Linked DNA regions of Homo sapiens: regions 1, 2 and 4 are each linked to region 3. The links are chromatin contacts, found by Hi-C or POLR2A ChIA-PET in ENCODE. All regions are on one chromosome and are shown on one strand. The core of a region is the stretch at or near the end of the contact, and the rest is flanking DNA. Distances in the headings are between cores, read along the strand shown. Region 1 holds the start of ATP5PO (ATP synthase peripheral stalk subunit OSCP). Region 2 has its middle 70 kb from the start of KRTAP19-8. Region 3 holds the start of MIS18A (MIS18 kinetochore protein A). Region 4 overlaps LINC00649 (long intergenic non-protein coding RNA 649).

Region 1 (3,919 bases), core at 1-2,500, 1.6 Mb after region 3:
CATTTAACTCAATAACAACAAAAAATTTTAAATAACCTTAAAATCATTACTTTTGTCTCTTTGTATATTCACATATTACATGAGGGTGAGCTACTTACTATTACTAAGGGGTAAACTTACCCAATGAGGATTATGCCAAGTTGCTTGGGAAATCACCTTCCCACGAACCTCCTAGTTTGCTAGGAATGGACCGAGGCTAGCATACCCGTAAGACAGAAAAACACTAACTTCCAAGGAGTGCATGTTTCAAAAATATTTAACCAAAATTTTGGCGTTTCTATTAACAGACCCTTGAGCAGATCATTTGCAACAGACGTACCCTCCTCGGAATGCAAATGCTATCTGAAAATAAAGATGAATTTTTTGAGTACTGCCGCAGAGTTTGATCTGACAAGAAGCCTTAGTTCTGAGAGACACTATCCTGCCCATCAAAAGACAGAGCTGGAATACACAGTTTAAAAATCACCTGCAAGCGCACAGGTCACAGATCACAGGTCACCTTCAAATACTCCAGCTATGGAACGTGTTTTATCAAAACTGCTTGTGAGGATTAAGACTTTTTAATGCTTATGAAAAAATTACCTAAGATGCCAGGAAGGGGTCATGATATGTAAAGCACCATGGTGAGATGCAGCACAAACAGCATAACATTTTTTCAAACTCGATCTTCTGGGTGATTCCGTGGGTTCAAATCTCAATTCTACCACTTACTGACTGAGCAGCCAAAGACTCATTTAAACTTTTCGGCCTCATTTTATTTATAAAACTGTGAAATGTGTTTTACAAATATTCCTTAGCATTACTAGTAAGTGATCTCTGACAGGTTTTACCACAATGGCAAAGGAAGCTGATTTGGGGGCTAGTCCATGCCCCTTCCCCGGAATTCAGCGAAGGGCAGACCCCCTCTCCTGCGCCCCTCAGGCTAGCAGCTTCCAGGGGCTGTGCTCGGAAGACGCCAAGGTTACGGCACGCGCAGCCCCGCGCCTACTGCCCCGTAGGCATCCCGGGGGACAAACGCTGGGTCGTCCTGAGTCGCTCCCACTCGCCAGGTCCCATAACCTTGAAGACTGCCAGACTTCCCCAGCCGAAGCATCGCACCCTGGTGCTCGAGGTTTGGTACCGGTCATCCCAGGAGGGATCCTCCCACTGGCTCTCAGGACCACCTTTCTCTCACCTGCCGGGAGAGCCCGGACACTGCTGGGGCAGCCATCTTCTCCCGGGCGGCTGTAGGTCAAACCCGAGTGGGAAGAGAGAAACGCGCAAGGGCGCACGCGCGCGTTGGCGTAACCGCTAGGTTCTCTGGGAAGTGTAGGCGTAGGGCGTCAGGCCGCAGGCGCAGAGACCTCCCTCGGGCTGGGAGTTGTAGTTCTTAGCAGTGGTAAGGGCTGGACCCTCGGGGTGGAGCCACAGGGCTTCGACTGCATCTGAAAATGAAGTCATTGTTACTGGCCAAGCGGCGCTCACTGTAGAATGGATTTGCTGTCCCCAGTTTTAAAATTTACATTTAGATAAATATGGTGGCATTTGTTCCATTTCACAGTTATTACCAGCGTCACTGGCTTCTTTACACTTCCTTCCCAGCATGCTAAAGCCTGCATCAATGGCTTTTTCTCACGTTGCATACAAAGACAAAACCAAAACAAAACAAAAAGCCCCCAGGAGCCTTGCAGCTCCAGGAGCGGACACCACGTCTCTCTTACCTGGGCCATGACTACCCATTGTTAAATAAAGAATTATTCAGTGATGCTTATTAAAGCATGATAAGGAAGACTTTATTCAGGACCATAGCGATGGGTATAGGACCAGTGCAACAGGGTCTGGGAGTGGGCAGAGAGATTGGGCTCAACTCCGAAAGCAGAATGGGCAAATGGGAATTTATGGCCAAGGAGCAGTGCGGGGGTCAGTGGATAGAAAATTACTTAGAGGAAACTGGGGTAAGAGGGATTCTGGCTAAAATGACCTAGAGGAATCTTGTAGAAGACAGGCCAGGGTGATCAGACATCACCTGGGGGATGGTGAAGGATGAAGACCCTGATCAGATATCAAAGATGATCGGTTGTCGAAGATTGGGGGTTCTGGCTAAACTGACTTAGCAGTTTTGCTAAAACTGGACTTTACAAGGAGGTGCATAGATAGGACTACGAGAAGGTTCAGAAGTCTCACTAAAGTTTGGCCAAGCAAAAGCAAAGAATCCCTGTGGCCCTCCATTCCCCTCCCCTCTCCCCCATCTCACCTGAGTATAGAACTGAGCTGTTGGTTTGTGAGGGCATATGGGATTCTGGTACCTAGATTCTTGATTCTGGCTAGGGCAGAGTGGCTATCTGAGCATCAGGCCTAAAATAGGAGAACCCGGGTTTGAGCAAATTTGATATTGAAACTGAGAACTGGGTACTAGCCTTGGATATAGTTTGTCTGCATCCATAAAAACAACCTATCTTCAACCCATTCTCTCTAAATAGAACTTGGTCGAATTTTCTCCTCTGTCAGAGAAGAGACTGGCTGGCAGAGCAAGGGTCAGTATTCCTGGTTGTAATAGTGGGGGTTCTGTAATCAACTTAAAAGAAAAATTCTCTGCTCAGATTTATTATAGAAACACGTTAATTCACTATTTTGCCCTTTTAGAGAGCAGTTTTCTCATTATTACAATTTTTATTTTTTGAGACAGAGTCTCGCTTTGTCACCCAGGCTGGAGTGCAGTGGCGTGATCTCAGCTCACTACAACCTCTGCCTCCTGAGTTCAAGCGGTTCTCCTGCCTCAGCCTCCCGAGTAGCTGGGACTGCAGGTGTACACAACCACACCCGGCTAATTTTTCTCTTTTTAGTAGAGATGGGGTTTTGCCATGTTGGCCAGGCTGGTCTTGAACTCCTGACCTCAAGCGATCCGCCTGCCTCAGCCTCCCAAAGCTTAGAGGTGTGAGCCACCACACCCAACCCCCTAAAAACTTTTTAAAACGTAGAGAAAGATAAAGAAAGTAATTGTCCTCTTTTCTTCCACTCGGAGGCAATTGTTGTAAATATTTTGGTGTCTTGTTTCTCAATATTTGTTTAGGCTGTGGCCTGAACTACCCTGGCCTGAATCCCAATCAGTTCCTTGGCCCAATTATATAACTTCTCTGTGCTTCAGTTTATTATCTATAAAATGGGTATTATAATAGTATCTGCCTATAGGTCATTAGAAGAAACAAAAAGGTATACATGTAAAGTGCTTAGAACAATTGCCTGAGAGAGTGGTGCTTATTAATTTAGTCTTTTTTTTTTTTTTTTGAGACAATGCCTTGCTCTGTCACCAGGCTGGAGTGCAGTTGTGTGATCACGACTCACTGCAACCTTGACCTCCTAGGCTCAAGCAATCCTTCCACCTTAGCCTCCCCAGTAGCTGGGCCTACAGACACATGCTACCAAGCCTGGCTAATACAACATTTTTTTTTATTTTAGAGATGAGGGTCTCACTATGTTGCTCAGACTTGTCTCCAACTCCTGGGCTCAAGCAGTCTTCCCACCTCAGCTTCCCAAGTAGCTGGGACTACAAGTGCACGCCACCACACCCGGTTATGTTAGCTCTTTATTTTGTTTGCTTTTATTATACATGCAGATTAACAATCTTTATACAGTTTGGTATTTTGCCATTTTCTTTAATGCAAGAAAGAAAAGGATGCAAAATTACATATGAGTTATGCATTCATGCTTATAATATAAGCATATTTCCAAATTATAAAAGTTTCTAAGTATCATTTTAATGGCTGCAGGGTAGTCCATCAAGTGAATATTCTGCAACTTAATTATTCTATGATTTTTGAACATAATTCAGATGATTTCCTTTTTTCTTTTTGCTATTTTAAACAATACTGAATCTTCTAAGCATATTTAGACATATATTTCTCTTCTTTCTTTTTTTTTTTTTTTGAGATGGAGTTTCGCT
Region 2 (4,395 bases), core at 339-2,838, 1.2 Mb before region 3:
GCCTTCCCAGCAGTCGTCCAAAGTCTTAACTCATTACAGCATTAACTCAAAAGTCCACATTCCAAAGTCTCATCTGAGACAAGGCAAGTCCCTTCACTTAAGAGCCTGTAAAATCAAAAGCAAGTTAGTTACTTCCTAGATACAATGAAGGTACAGGCAATGGGTAAATATACCTGCTCCAAATGGGAGAAACTGCCCAAAACAAAGGGGTTACAGGCCCCATGAAGTCCAAAATCCAATAGGTCAGTCATTAAACCTTAAAGTTCCAAAATGATCCCTTTTGACTCCATTTCTCACATCCAGGTCATGCTGATGCAAGAGGTGGGCTCCCATGGCCTTGGACAGCTCCACCCCTGTGGCTTTGCAGGGTATAGCCCACCTCCCAGCTGCTTTCAAGGCCTGGCATTAAGTGTCTGCAGCTTTTCCAGGTACACGGTGCAAGCTGTCAGTTGATCTACCATTCTGGGGTCTGGAGGATGGTGGCCCCCTTTTCACAGTTTCACTAGGCAGTGCCCCAGTGGGGACTCTGTGTGGGGGCTCCCACCCCACATTTCTCTTCCACACTGCCCTAGCAGAGGTTCTCCATGAGGGCCCTGCCCCTGCCGGAAACTTCTGCCTGGACATCCAGGTATTTCCATACATCCTCTGAAATCTAGGCAGAAGTTCCCAAACCTCAATTCTTGACTTCTGTGCACCCGTAGGCTCAACACCACGTGGAAGCTGCCAAGGCTTGGGGTTTGCACCCTCTGAAGCCACAGTCTGAGCTGTTCCTTGGCCCCTTTTAGCTATGGCTAGACCAGCTAGGACAAAACAGGGCACCAAGTCCCTAGGCTGCACTCAGCAGGGGAGCCCTGGACCTGGCCCAGAAAACCATTTTTCCCTCCTAGGCCTCAGGCCTGTGATGGGTGGTACTGCTGTGAAGGTCTCTGACATGCTCTGGAGATATTTTCCCCATTGTTTTTTGGTGATTAACATTCGGCTCCTTGTTACTTATGCAAATTTCTGCAACAGGCTTGAATTTCTCCCTAGAAAATGCATTTTTCTTTTCTGTTGCCTCATTAGGCTGCAAATTTTCCAAATGTTTATGCTCTGCTTCCTCTTGAATGCTTTGCCACTTAGTAATTTCTTCCGCCAGATATCCTAAATCATCTCTCTCTAGTTCAAAGTTCCACAGATCTCTAGGGCTGTAGCAAAATGCTGCCAGTCTCTTTGCTAAAGTATAACAAGAGTCACCTTTGCTCCAGTTCTCAACAAGTTCCACATCTCCATCTGAAACCACCTCAGCCTAGACTTTATGGTCCATATCACTGTCAGCATTTTGGTCAAGGCCATTCAACAAGTTTCTAGGAAGTTCCAAACTTTCCCACATCTTTCTGTCTTCTGAGCCCTCCAAATCCCTAGGAAGTTCCAAACTTTCCCACATTTTTCTATTTTCTGAGCCCTCCAAACTGTTCCAACCTCTGCTTGTTACCCATTTCCTTTCTTACTCTTCCCCTCTGTATTGAGACTTCATCTCAAAAAAACAAAACAAAAAAACAGTGTGTATCACTTCTCCTTTTGCTCTCTTCCTCCTGCTCCAGCTGGCTTCCCCTTTGCCTTCCACCATGATTGTCCATGCTTCCTGTACAGCCTGTGAAACTGTGAGCCAATTAAGCCTCTTTTCTTTATAAATTACCCAATCTCACGTAGTTCTTTATAGCAATGTGAGAATGGACTAATACAATTAATAAAACATTTCAGAGTCATTTCAGAATCTAACCAATGACTTGGACTTTTCCAGCTTGAGATGCCAGCTTTCCTCTTGCCTCCCCAAGACAATTTTATTTTTGCCATGTCAAAATTTCTTAAACATAGTATCTACCAAGGTACAATAGGAACATTTCCTTGTAGAAAGCATGACCATTTCTTAACTTATAAAAACAAGCTCCATGGCAGAGAGGGATCCCCTCTGAGGCCCCACCACATGGCAGTGGCAGCCTGGGATCCCACTCCCGGGATTAGTGATATTGCTGGAGTCTGTAGATCTGAAACATAAGAATTATCCTGGACAAGCTGTCTTCATAAGAGAGCTCTTAATAAATAAAAATCAGACCAACTTTTCTGGGCTATTACAGAAAAATGAGCAAAAGAAAATAACAACTGAAGGGTAGCAAATATAACACCTCAAAATTTGACACTTTGGCATAAGGAACCTTTCTTTTCTTTTTTATTTTATTTTATTTTTTTTTGAGACCAAATCTTGCTCTGTTGCCCAGGCTGGAGTGCAGTGGCACAATCTCGCCTCACTGCAACCTCCGCCTCCCAGGTTCAAGCGATTCTCCTGCCTTAGCCTCCTAAGTAGCTGGGATTACAGGCATGCACCATCACGTCTGGCTAATTTTTGTATTTTTAGTAGAGACGGGGTTTTCCCATGTTGGTCAGGCTGGTCACGAACTCCTGACCTCAAGTGATCTGCTCGCCTTGGCTTCCCAAAATGCTGAGATTACAGGCGTGAGCCACTGTGCCCGGCCGACATAAGGATTCTTCTGAGATGAAGGCAATTGAGAAGAAGCAGATAGGAGAAAAGCTCTCTGCCCTTCCCCTATTTGCCTAAAAGCAAAACAGATTTACATCAGGGTCCCTCCTCTCGTCTTTACCAAAAAGAGATGACTTTACAGCCTTATCAACCTGAAGATGGCACCAGAGGAATCCACATGACAAACTAGCCTTTATCCACCCTTAGTTTCCTTTCTGTTTATTTGCCTTCCCACAATTTGCCACCCCTAAAGACTGAAGGTCCTTTTCCTTGTCTTGTCACTTCTCTAAAGATGTACTGCTCTTTGTTAAAGGTACTATATACAGCAAAGTTCTCAGCCACCTCTTTGACAGTTACTCTTTCTCTGAGTTTTCTCCCATGTGTATATGAAATATACTTGTTAATCAGCTTCTGTTTGCTTTTAATAATCTGTCTTTTGTTACACAGATCCCAGTTAAAAACTAAGAAGGATAGAAAGAAAAATTATTTTCCTCTCACAGGCAATTACAAGTTTTAAAACTCAAATATAATTTTTTAAGAGAATTTCAAGATCAACTGCTTAAGAAAGAGCAGTATCAATAAAACTCTGGTAGAATTCTCAAGTGTGTTCCTTATAAAAATTGAGTGAATAATATAATTTTAAGTAAAACAAATTGTGTATGCCCTGAACAAGATTAAGAAAAATTAAAAAAAAATGAAACAGTTGATGGAATTTCATGTGTATTTGTACTATAGATTTTTTTCTGGTGTGCAGAGTTATAGGAGAAATCTGAAATTCAACCAGAAAAAAATATTTTAGTAAATTTTTCCTATCTTAGCTAAGATATAGATTATGGGTTTTAATTCTTTTTTAATTCCCAAACTGGGGTACTTCAGACTCAGCTATCTGAACATGAATTATTGAGTAATACAGCAGTGACACAGGGCTCACCCACAAATTGCTAGTTTGATTACAGCTTCCATATTTGCTTTAAAAATCAGGCCGGGCGCAGTGGCTCACCCCTGTAATTCCAGCACTTTGGGAGGCCGAGGCAGGCAGATCACGAGGTCAGGAGTTCGAGACCATCCTGGCCAACATAGTGAAACCCCGTCCCTACTAAAAATACAAAAATTAGCCAGGCATGGTGGCATCACCTGTAGTCCCAGCTACTTGGGAGGCTGAGGCAGGAGAATCGCTTGAACCTGGGAAGCGGAGGTTGCGGTGAGCCGAGACGGTGCCACTGCACTCCAGCCTGGGCAACAGAGTGAGACTCCGTCTCAAAAAAAAAAAACAAAAAAAAAAACCAGTACAAAAATTGAACACACTTTCAAGGTAGCTTTTCCATTATTTAAAATTCAATATGAAAATGTTTATTTTTATTCTAATCACTTAGATCACTTTTAAGTCTAGATTAACTTTTATATATTTAACAGGGCGGTGAATAACTTTACAAGTGGATACAAAACTGTAATTAGAATAAAGGCATTTTCCAGCTTGTTCTCTACAAATGCCAATTTTCACTTGATTTGTCAAAACCAGAGCTAGAAGCTTCCAAAGCGAACTTGGCACCATCTCATCATCTCAGAACACTGAGAACATTGAGGCCCTGCAGCTTTGTCGATGTGGGCTGCGGGAGGGAGAGAGAGACACAGCAGGTGGTGACCACTAATTGGTCACAATGATAAAGTAGGTATTATTATCCCCACTGCAGAGGTGCAGAAAGAGACACAGAAGCATTGGTGTTTTGCCCAGGTTCACACAGCTGGTCAACAGAAATGTCAAGGTTCAAGCACACAGGGGGCCCACCCCAAAGCCCATGCACTTCCTCTCCATTCAGACGCCCTGTTCTCAATACAGAGGGGAAGAGTGAGAAAGCCTGGACTGCCCTCGACAATAACTC
Region 3 (3,847 bases), core at 526-3,025:
GTCTTTCTATAAGTAACGCAAAACAACGAAAAGAGCCCACATGGCAAAAAATACACTCTATCGAAACAAACAAATAAAATGAAAGATGTAACATCAAACACGTTATTCCTTAAAAACATGTAAACAAGGGAATCTCATTCAAACAAAGAGCTTTTCCTACCTAACCAAAAATCTGCTTTTTTCTTTTTTTTCTTTTTTGAGACGTTGTCTCGCTCTGTCTCCAGGCTGGAGTGCAGTGGCGCAATCTCGGCCCACTGCAACCTCCGCCTCCCGGGTTCAAGTGATTCTCCTGCCTCAGCCTCCGGAGTGGCTAGGATTACAGGCGCACACCACCATGCCCGGCTAATTTTTTATTTTGGCGAGGCTGATCTGGAATTTTTGTATTTTTAGTAGAGATGGGGTTTCATTCACCATGTTGGCAAGGATGGTCTCAATCTCCGGATCTCGTGATCCGCCCACTTCGGCCTCCCAAAGTGCTGGGATTACAGGCCTGAGGCACCGCGCTCGGCCTGGTTTGATTTTGATAGGTGCAAAGAGTTAATCTCAACTTTCAGTTAACTACTGGACACTGGTGTGCTCCTTTATTCCCAGTATTACACCAAGGAAAACGTTCCAGAAACGTCGATAAGCCGGTGGTGAATTACTGCCATCGGAACATTTACGGCATTCAAAGACAGAAAAAACTTCATCTTGAAAAATCACAATCCAAAAACAACAGCCATTCTTACACCAATTCATAAAAAATATGTGAACCACTTTATCCCTAAATACTGCAAAAACATCAAAATGAGGGAACAGTGGAACAACAGAGGTAAGAGGTAACTGCTAGAACCAGGATTAGAAACTAATTCCTGCCTTCTTCTGAACTCTTTTGCTACATCCTCCTTCCTCGCCAGTTTTCATGGGGTTGTTGGTGCTTTTATTGCAAGTTTCCTTCCCTTTCTTCCCTATAGCACTGTGTTCCGTCAACTCTGCGGCTCTATCACTGGAGGCTGTAGAGGCATCCGCTGATACACCAACAGCCTGCTAATTTCTATGGGGAGTAATAGTACTGGCTGCACCTCAAGTGCTTACAGTCTAGTTGACCATTTGTTTCTCTTTTTTTAGGGTCTTTAAAAGTGTTATTCTTTGTCGCCCTTTGTTTCTGAGTAATGCTCACGATGATGCTGATTCAACCACTGCTCTTCTGGGATCGGGGACCCCAGAAAAGAACCCACCGCCCGAGAGCCAAAGTGGAGGGGTGACCCTCCTCCCCTTTTCCTGCCACAGCTCACACTCTCAGACTTTTTGCTCTTAAAGTCCCTGGGCAGCCCCAAGGAGCCCCCGCCTCCTCCCGGGCCGCCCACGCGCGGCACCCCTGGAAGAAGGCGACCCCACGCCCCCCCTGCCCGGCTCGACCCAACTGACAGCGAAGCAGGATGCAGTTGGTGTCCTCCTGGCTGGCCACCCAGCTCAGCGAGTCGCCCAGCGGCCGCCGGCAGCCGGAGCACAGGAACACCAGCGGCCTCTCCTCCGCAGCCGCCGCCTCCTCCTCCAGCTGCGCCCTCTCCATGTCGGCCACCGACGCGTCTTCGCTCATGGAGCTCCACATGCTCGCCCACTTCTGCAACAGCTGGTGGCGGCTCGAGTCTTCGGAGAGTCTCTTGCCCAACAGCGAGGAGTCGCTGCATTTGCCCTTGTCGCCGCACTCACAGCCGCCAGCGCATCCTCTGCTACACCTCAGTGACCGAACGCCTGCCATTACCTACAAATCGCCCGCGCCCCAGAGCGCCATGGGAAAAAAAACCGCCGCTGCTCATGCGCGGGGCGGGGAGCGGTGGCGGAGGCCGAGAAGGGGCAAAAGCCTGAAGGGGGCGGGACGGCGGGCGGCCTCTAGTGCGCATGCGCGCCGTGCGGCCTTGGCCAAGCGTGATAGTCACTGCGCCTGCGTCAGGTTTTCCAGCCTGAAGAAATTGATGATGCAGACCTGTTTGCTTGTCTTCCTAAGGATTATTCACCCCTTTCCGTGGGAGGGGCAGCGTCACTGAGAAAGTTACGGGTTGCAAGCTTGAGTGTCTAAGAACCGCCTGGCGAGCTTCTTAAGCAGATCGCCAGGTTCCATCTTCGCAGACTCTGGTTCAGCAGGTAGCAGGTTAGCCCGAGAATCTGCATTTCTAACAAGCTCCTAGGCGTGCCCACGCTGTCAGTATTGGCAGCCCAACCTTTTTTGGGGGGTGGGGGGGGGAGTTTTTCTATGTTGCCGGTCTCGAACTCCTAGCCTTAAGCGATCTTCCCTACTCGGCCTCCCAAAATGCCAGGATCGCAAGCGTAAGCCACTGTGCCAGACCACCACCCTTTTTCTTCTTTTTTGTAAGTGGACTAATTATAGTTGTATATAAGCAGCTCCACTTTTGATGACCACTGCTCTATTTTGTCGGCTCCTGGGGACCTCCTTTCCATGAAGTGGAGAAGGAAGGGGATAGAGGAGTCCCTCATCACAGGGTCCTTTTGCGCACTGCTATCCCTGGAATGAGACCCTGGGAAGGGCCCCGGATCACTCAGGCTGTCACTGCAAGGAAAAAGTTGAGGAAGCAGCAGTGCCCCTGGAAAGCCTGGAAGTGTCCCTGCTGCTTGGATCAAGGAACAATTCGTCCTTGCAAGGAAGAAGCATCCCTTGTTGATGATAAGGACAGATTTCCTCAGCTGCCCCAGAAAGCCAGCCTCTGCCTAAAACACCGTAGGTCAGGAGGGAAAGCTGGCGGGGAACCAGCCAGCTGCACCACAGACAGTCTGGTGGTATACCTGGGAAGAAAGCTACCTGCAAGGACCTACTCTGTTCCTACTACGCTCTGGGTGTCCCCCAAGTCACTGCCTATTTTGCTTGGTTGCATAAACTATTTATGTAAATGTACTTCCAATTTTAGTGCTTACAGCCACTAGCAAAAAGCAAAAGCTTTGGAGTCAGTGGTCCTGGTTAACTTACCCCTCCCTCCACAAGGTAGTAACAGTGTAGGGAACTGTGGAAAAGGCTGTTTGCCTTCCCTGAGTCTAATTCTTCATGGAGTAAATGGAGTCTGTTTCTTCAGTACTACACCAAGTTGTTCATGAGGATCGAGTTTTCTAATATTCATGAAAATACTTTGTAAACCCTGGCACACCATGCTCATGTTAATCACCTTCTTACTGGAAGAAAATGCTTTAGATAATTTAGGCTTTTTTTTTTTACCCATAGAATTCCCTTCCTTCCTTCTGCTTTTTTTTTTCTTTTCTTTATTTTTTCAGAGATGATGTTTCAGTATGTTGCCCAGGCTGGTCTCGAACTCCTGGCCTCAAGCGATCCTCCTGCCTCAGCCTCCCAAGTAGCTGGAACTACAGGCATGCCTCACCATACTTTGCCCCTTCTACTTTTGTAGAGCCAAGCCTGACCTTCCTGGACTGTTGTTTTCAAGCATAATATCTCTGGTACAACATTGATACAATCCACATGAGTTCTTTAAGTAAGTGGCTAGTTACTTGGGGATTCAAAGGATCATCTTGTCTCAGACTTTGGGTTCCTATTGTCAATACTTAAATTCTATGATAGGATGCCCCAGGAAAGAAGGAATACAAGGCCGAGCTGCGTGGTGACTTTCAGGGGCCCTATTTTTGCCTTAGTAGGCCTTTCTCTCCATAAAACAGTTAATAAAAATTTCATTTTATAGTCACATTGCTATGAAGATGATTATATTAAAATGATATCATAAAACATTTTTAGACCTGTAAGTTCATTTATTGCTCTTGATTAAAAAAATTGAAACATTTTCATGGTCCTTCAGAATATCATGGTTTGTAGGCATGATGCCTCCTGCACATCATGGAGAAGTTGGCT
Region 4 (3,810 bases), core at 890-3,389, 1.7 Mb after region 3:
AAAAAAAAAAAAAAAAAAGAAATTGTTGGGGTTTTTTTTCAGGTGTGATACTGGTATTGTGGTTATGTTTTTAAAAAGTCTTTATGTTTTTAGCTGGGTGCGGTGGCTCAGGACTGTAATTCCAGCTACATGAGAGGATTGCCTGAGGCCAGGAGTTTGAGACCAGCCTGAACAACATAGTGAGTACCTGTCTCTAAAAAAAAAAAAAAAAAAAAAAAAAAAGTCTTTATATTTTAGAGTTATATACTGTAATATGTATGAATGAAATGCTATGAGGTTTTAGATTTGTTTCAAAACACTCCAATGTGTGTGTGTTGGGAGGAAGTAGATAAAACAGGGCTGGTGATAGGATGATAATTGTTGAAGCTAGCTGATGAGCACATAGAGCTTGATTACACTATTACTTCAAGTTTGTACATGTTTGGACATTTCCATAATGTAAAAACACAATTACATGCTTCAAGTCTCAATCCCTAGGTCTCTTACACTCTGGGAATGGATTTAATAAATTTAGCAAATGCACCTGAGGTTAATAATGGATTTATACATTGCTGTGGCTACAGAACATTTACATTTTGACACAGGTCTTCAATATCTTAATCTAAATAAGCAAATATTGTGGAAATTTCAGACATTACCCCAATCTGACAGGGCAAATATTTTTATTAGTTCTAACTTTCCCCTTCCCTAATTTACTTATGTATAGAATTGGTCCTCATCCCTGACTGTGGGGAGACTTTTGATAGTTATTACCTTTTCTTTCTTTCTCTTTCTTTCTTTCTTTCTTTCCTTTCTTTCTTTCTTTCTTTCTTTTTCTTTCTTTCTTTCTTTCTTTCCTTCCTTCCTTCCTTCCTTCCTTTCTCTCTCTCTCTCTCTCTCTCTCTTTCTTTCTTCTTTTTTGAGACAGAGTTTCACTCTGTCACCCAGGCTGGAGTGCAGTGGCGCCATCTCAGCTCACTGCAACCTCCCCCTGCTGGGTTCAAACAATTCTCCTGCCTCAGCCTCCCGAGTAGCTGGGATTACAGGTGATGCCTGGCGAATTTTTGTATCTGTAGTAGAGACGGAGTTTCACCCTGTTGGTCAGGCTGGTCTCGAATTCCTGACCTCAGGTGATTTGCCCGCCTCGGCCTCCCAAAGTGCTGGGATTATAGGAGTGAGCCACCACCTCCGGCCAACTATTACCTTTTCTAAGAATGCTTTATGACATCATGGCATTTCAAATTGTGTAACATTCAGAACGTTTTCTGTTGTATCCTTTCCTAGGTCTTCATTACTTTCCTGGGACTTGACAGGGCATATTGAATCTATCCTGTAATGCATGGGAATAAATAAGGATTCCAAAACGTGAATTGGATTTAGTTAATTTTTGTTTCTCCATGTCTCCATACACACAGGCAGCATGAGTGAGCATCTAGTATGTATTGGATATGTGCTGGGTTGATACCATAAAGAGATTTATAAAATGGTGCCGACTTTGAGGGGTTCACACTCTGGGGGAAAGACTGTGCTGTCTAAGTGAATAAATTTGGAGATTGAGGGCTTCATGGAGAGGAGGAAAGTTGTGCTTTATAACATCATGGCATATTTGCATGAGCCATGCAAATAAGAAGCTCATCACCCACCCGATTTATGTCAGAATCAGAACCCAAAGCCAGGGACCCACCAACCAACTGTTCGGCCCAGCACAGTTTCCCTGTGGCAATTCCACTTCTTTTTTTCTTATCTTACGTCGCAGTGTACTTTGTCTCTTGTAACTCCTGCAGGATTTTTCTTAAAGCCTTACATGGTGCTGTTATCACGTGGCACAAAATGAAGCCGACCTCTTTGTGTGTGGGAATAGAGGGAGCATTACACTGCTGGGATGCAACAGATGGAGGGTGGAAAGCTGTCCAGCACCTTGTCTCTTCCAAGATACATAGCCCAGGGGTATTCCCATTCCTCCACGACACAAATGACAACTTCCTTGAGCTCTGATGGCTTGCCAGGTGGCTGATGGCGTGGAGAACCTTGCTCATGTTTACCTGTTCTTGCATCCATTACTCACCTCTGCCCACGTGCCCCCACACTTGCACACAAAGCCACAGAGTGGCTTAAAAAAAAAAAATGAAAAGCCTCCCCCCAACCCTATTGTAAAATGTCAAGTGTTTCAGTTTTGAGAAAAAAGAAAGCTGAAGAAACCATGACTCATGACATGGGCTGACAAACAACGATCTGAAGGTATGCTGGTGAGTCACACTGTGGAGCTCTGCCTTTGTGTTGTGGTGAGGGCCGGGGCTGGAAGGAGTGTCATGGGACCAGCCAGTAAAATTCCACTACTCTCCGAAGCCGATTGGGAGGCAATTTAAAAACCCTGGGCTTTTTCCAGCCCCAGTGTAGTGGATGACTCTGGGTCCCCTCAGGTATGTCGATCTGTATGGGAAATCAGGAAGAATGATTATTAATAACTGGAAAAAAAAAACCTGTTAGTATCTTTCCATGCCCAATGCCATGCTGAACCAGCCCTGCCTGCTTCTGCAAGCCAGCGAGGCTGCTGGATTTTCTCGAAGGGTATTGAGTTGCTAAGCAACAGCACTGGCGGCGCCTATCATGCCCAGCGATGTCAATGCCTGAGTGTGGCCTGCAGAGCACATTTGCTCCCCTCCCCCTCGCCTCCTCTCGACCCCTTCCCCCCACTACATGAGAACATTAATTTGCATCTCAGGGACAGGAGCTGTGCCAGGTGATTCTGTGTATAAAACAGCGCAGTGCAGCCCCTGAAGCACAAATATTGTTTTGGGTTGCAAGGCGGTGCATGTGACGTAGTTGAAAATACAGACTCATTTGTGTATACTCCCCACGTAAGGAGGGTAGGCTTCATCTAAAAGCCTGCGTGTCAAATACTCCTTTCTAATACATCCTGGTGTGCTCTGCCTTGAAGTGTTTTTTTCCTGTCTGCCCATCCAGCATCTTATTTATGCCCCATTCTGTCCCTCTCTCTCGTTGCCTTTGTTCTGTGGTCTCCTGGGTGATGGAGTTATTGTTTGTGTGTAGGGATGTGTGGATAAAAGGGAGCTGATTTCTAGAGGTGAGATGGCCCTGTGGTTAACGGTTGGAGGCTGCTGTTGACAAGGCCTGTTGCTGTGGCAGTTTTGCTCCGGAAGTGGCCATTTTCTGGGCAGGGCTCCACCAGAGCACCATCTGTCTGTGCCTTTTACTTCCTGTCAAGAGGCAGCAGGCTTCGTGAGCTGGGGAAGTGCCAGAAGCAGCCTTCGAATTAGACAGACCTGGACCCAAACCCTTTCTCTTCCCCCCACCCATTTTGGCATCTTGGCACGAGACTGTCCCCATTTCTGGAAAGGGTGTTCACAAGAACAGTCTGGCTGGGTTGTTGGGATGACCGAGTGTGATCATGCGTCTCTATGGCTGGCCATGGTGTTTATTCGATGGCAGGTATTACCAGGATGGAGCGAGTCCCAGTAGGAAGGGCCTTTAGGATGTCATCTGGTTCCACCCAACAGGGATGGGAACTGTAATTCCCCACTCTCCCTGTGGAGAATCAGGGCGGGCTCCGGATGGATGGCCAAAGGCTGCACAGAGGTGAGCCTCCAGGGTTGGGTTCTAAGCGCTGTTCACACTCCTGTCCCAGTGGTGTTTGGTCTGGGGCACATTGTGATATGTGTTTCCCTCCTTTCTTAAAATTAGCTCTTGGCTTCAGGGCCTTGTAGTGGACTGATGTCCCTCCTTAACTGAACAGTCAGTCTGCTTATTTTTTTGGGGTGGTTTAGGGGTAAAAATAAGTAGATAACTGAACAAAGCTGGCTGGCAGGAACC

Evidence for each region. A loop is a pair of places that touch in the nucleus more often than their neighbours do. ChIA-PET counts read pairs that join two places held with the same protein, here RNA polymerase II (POLR2A). Pooled maps may share reads with other maps.
Region 1: a map of B cell shows a loop between it and region 3 (14-fold over the local background). The contact joins the promoter of ATP5PO here to the promoter of MIS18A in region 3. A Hi-C loop is called at or near these places in 1 of 168 maps with a recorded cell type or tissue (B cell) and 5 of 50 pooled maps. POLR2A ChIA-PET finds 5 or more read pairs at or near these places in 3 of 52 experiments (OCI-LY7, T-cell and naive thymus-derived CD8-positive, alpha-beta T cell).
Region 2: a loop to region 3 is called in a pooled map, with 2.2 times the contacts of the local background. The contact joins the enhancer-like site here to the promoter of MIS18A in region 3. A Hi-C loop is called at or near these places in 5 of 50 pooled maps. POLR2A ChIA-PET finds 5 or more read pairs at or near these places in 2 of 52 experiments (OCI-LY7 and Panc1).
Region 4: a loop to region 3 is called in a pooled map, with 5 times the contacts of the local background. The contact joins the enhancer-like site here to the promoter of MIS18A in region 3. A Hi-C loop is called at or near these places in 1 of 50 pooled maps. POLR2A ChIA-PET finds 5 or more read pairs at or near these places in 3 of 52 experiments (HEK293, T-cell and activated T-cell).

What each region holds. Positions count from the first base shown.
Region 1 is chr21:33,914,554-33,918,472 of GRCh38, forward strand. It overlaps ATP5PO (ATP synthase peripheral stalk subunit OSCP), which reads right to left and starts at 1,251. Exons shown (of 7, transcript NM_001697.3): 1 at 1,175-1,251. The coding sequence starts at 1,210. RefSeq lists enhancers at 1-308, 823-1,432.
Region 2 is chr21:31,106,488-31,110,882 of GRCh38, forward strand. No RefSeq gene overlaps it. Among named protein-coding and RNA genes, the nearest start is that of KRTAP19-8, 70 kb to the left of the region's middle. Within about 2 kb of position 1,589, at least 2 of the 41 ENCODE cell types and tissues checked have a DNase peak (open chromatin) inside an H3K27ac peak, as active enhancers do; they include OCI-LY7, where a contact is called at or near this core.
Region 3 is chr21:32,277,274-32,281,120 of GRCh38, forward strand. It overlaps MIS18A (MIS18 kinetochore protein A), which reads right to left and starts at 1,776. Exons shown (of 5, transcript NM_018944.3): 1 at 1,408-1,776. The coding sequence starts at 1,741. It overlaps MIS18A-AS1 (MIS18A antisense RNA 1), which reads left to right and starts at 1,932. Exons shown (of 1, transcript NR_046576.1): 1 at 1,932-3,726. RefSeq lists enhancers at 1,025-1,526, 1,527-2,026, 1,970-2,189.
Region 4 is chr21:33,945,717-33,949,526 of GRCh38, forward strand. It overlaps LINC00649 (long intergenic non-protein coding RNA 649), which reads left to right. Exons shown (of 3, transcript NR_038883.2): 2 at 94-179. Among named protein-coding and RNA genes, the nearest start is that of LINC00649, 16 kb to the left of the region's middle. RefSeq lists enhancers at 1,631-2,830, 2,005-2,484, 3,015-3,074 and a silencer at 1,869-2,163. Within about 2 kb of position 2,140, at least 39 of the 41 ENCODE cell types and tissues checked have a DNase peak (open chromatin) inside an H3K27ac peak, as active enhancers do.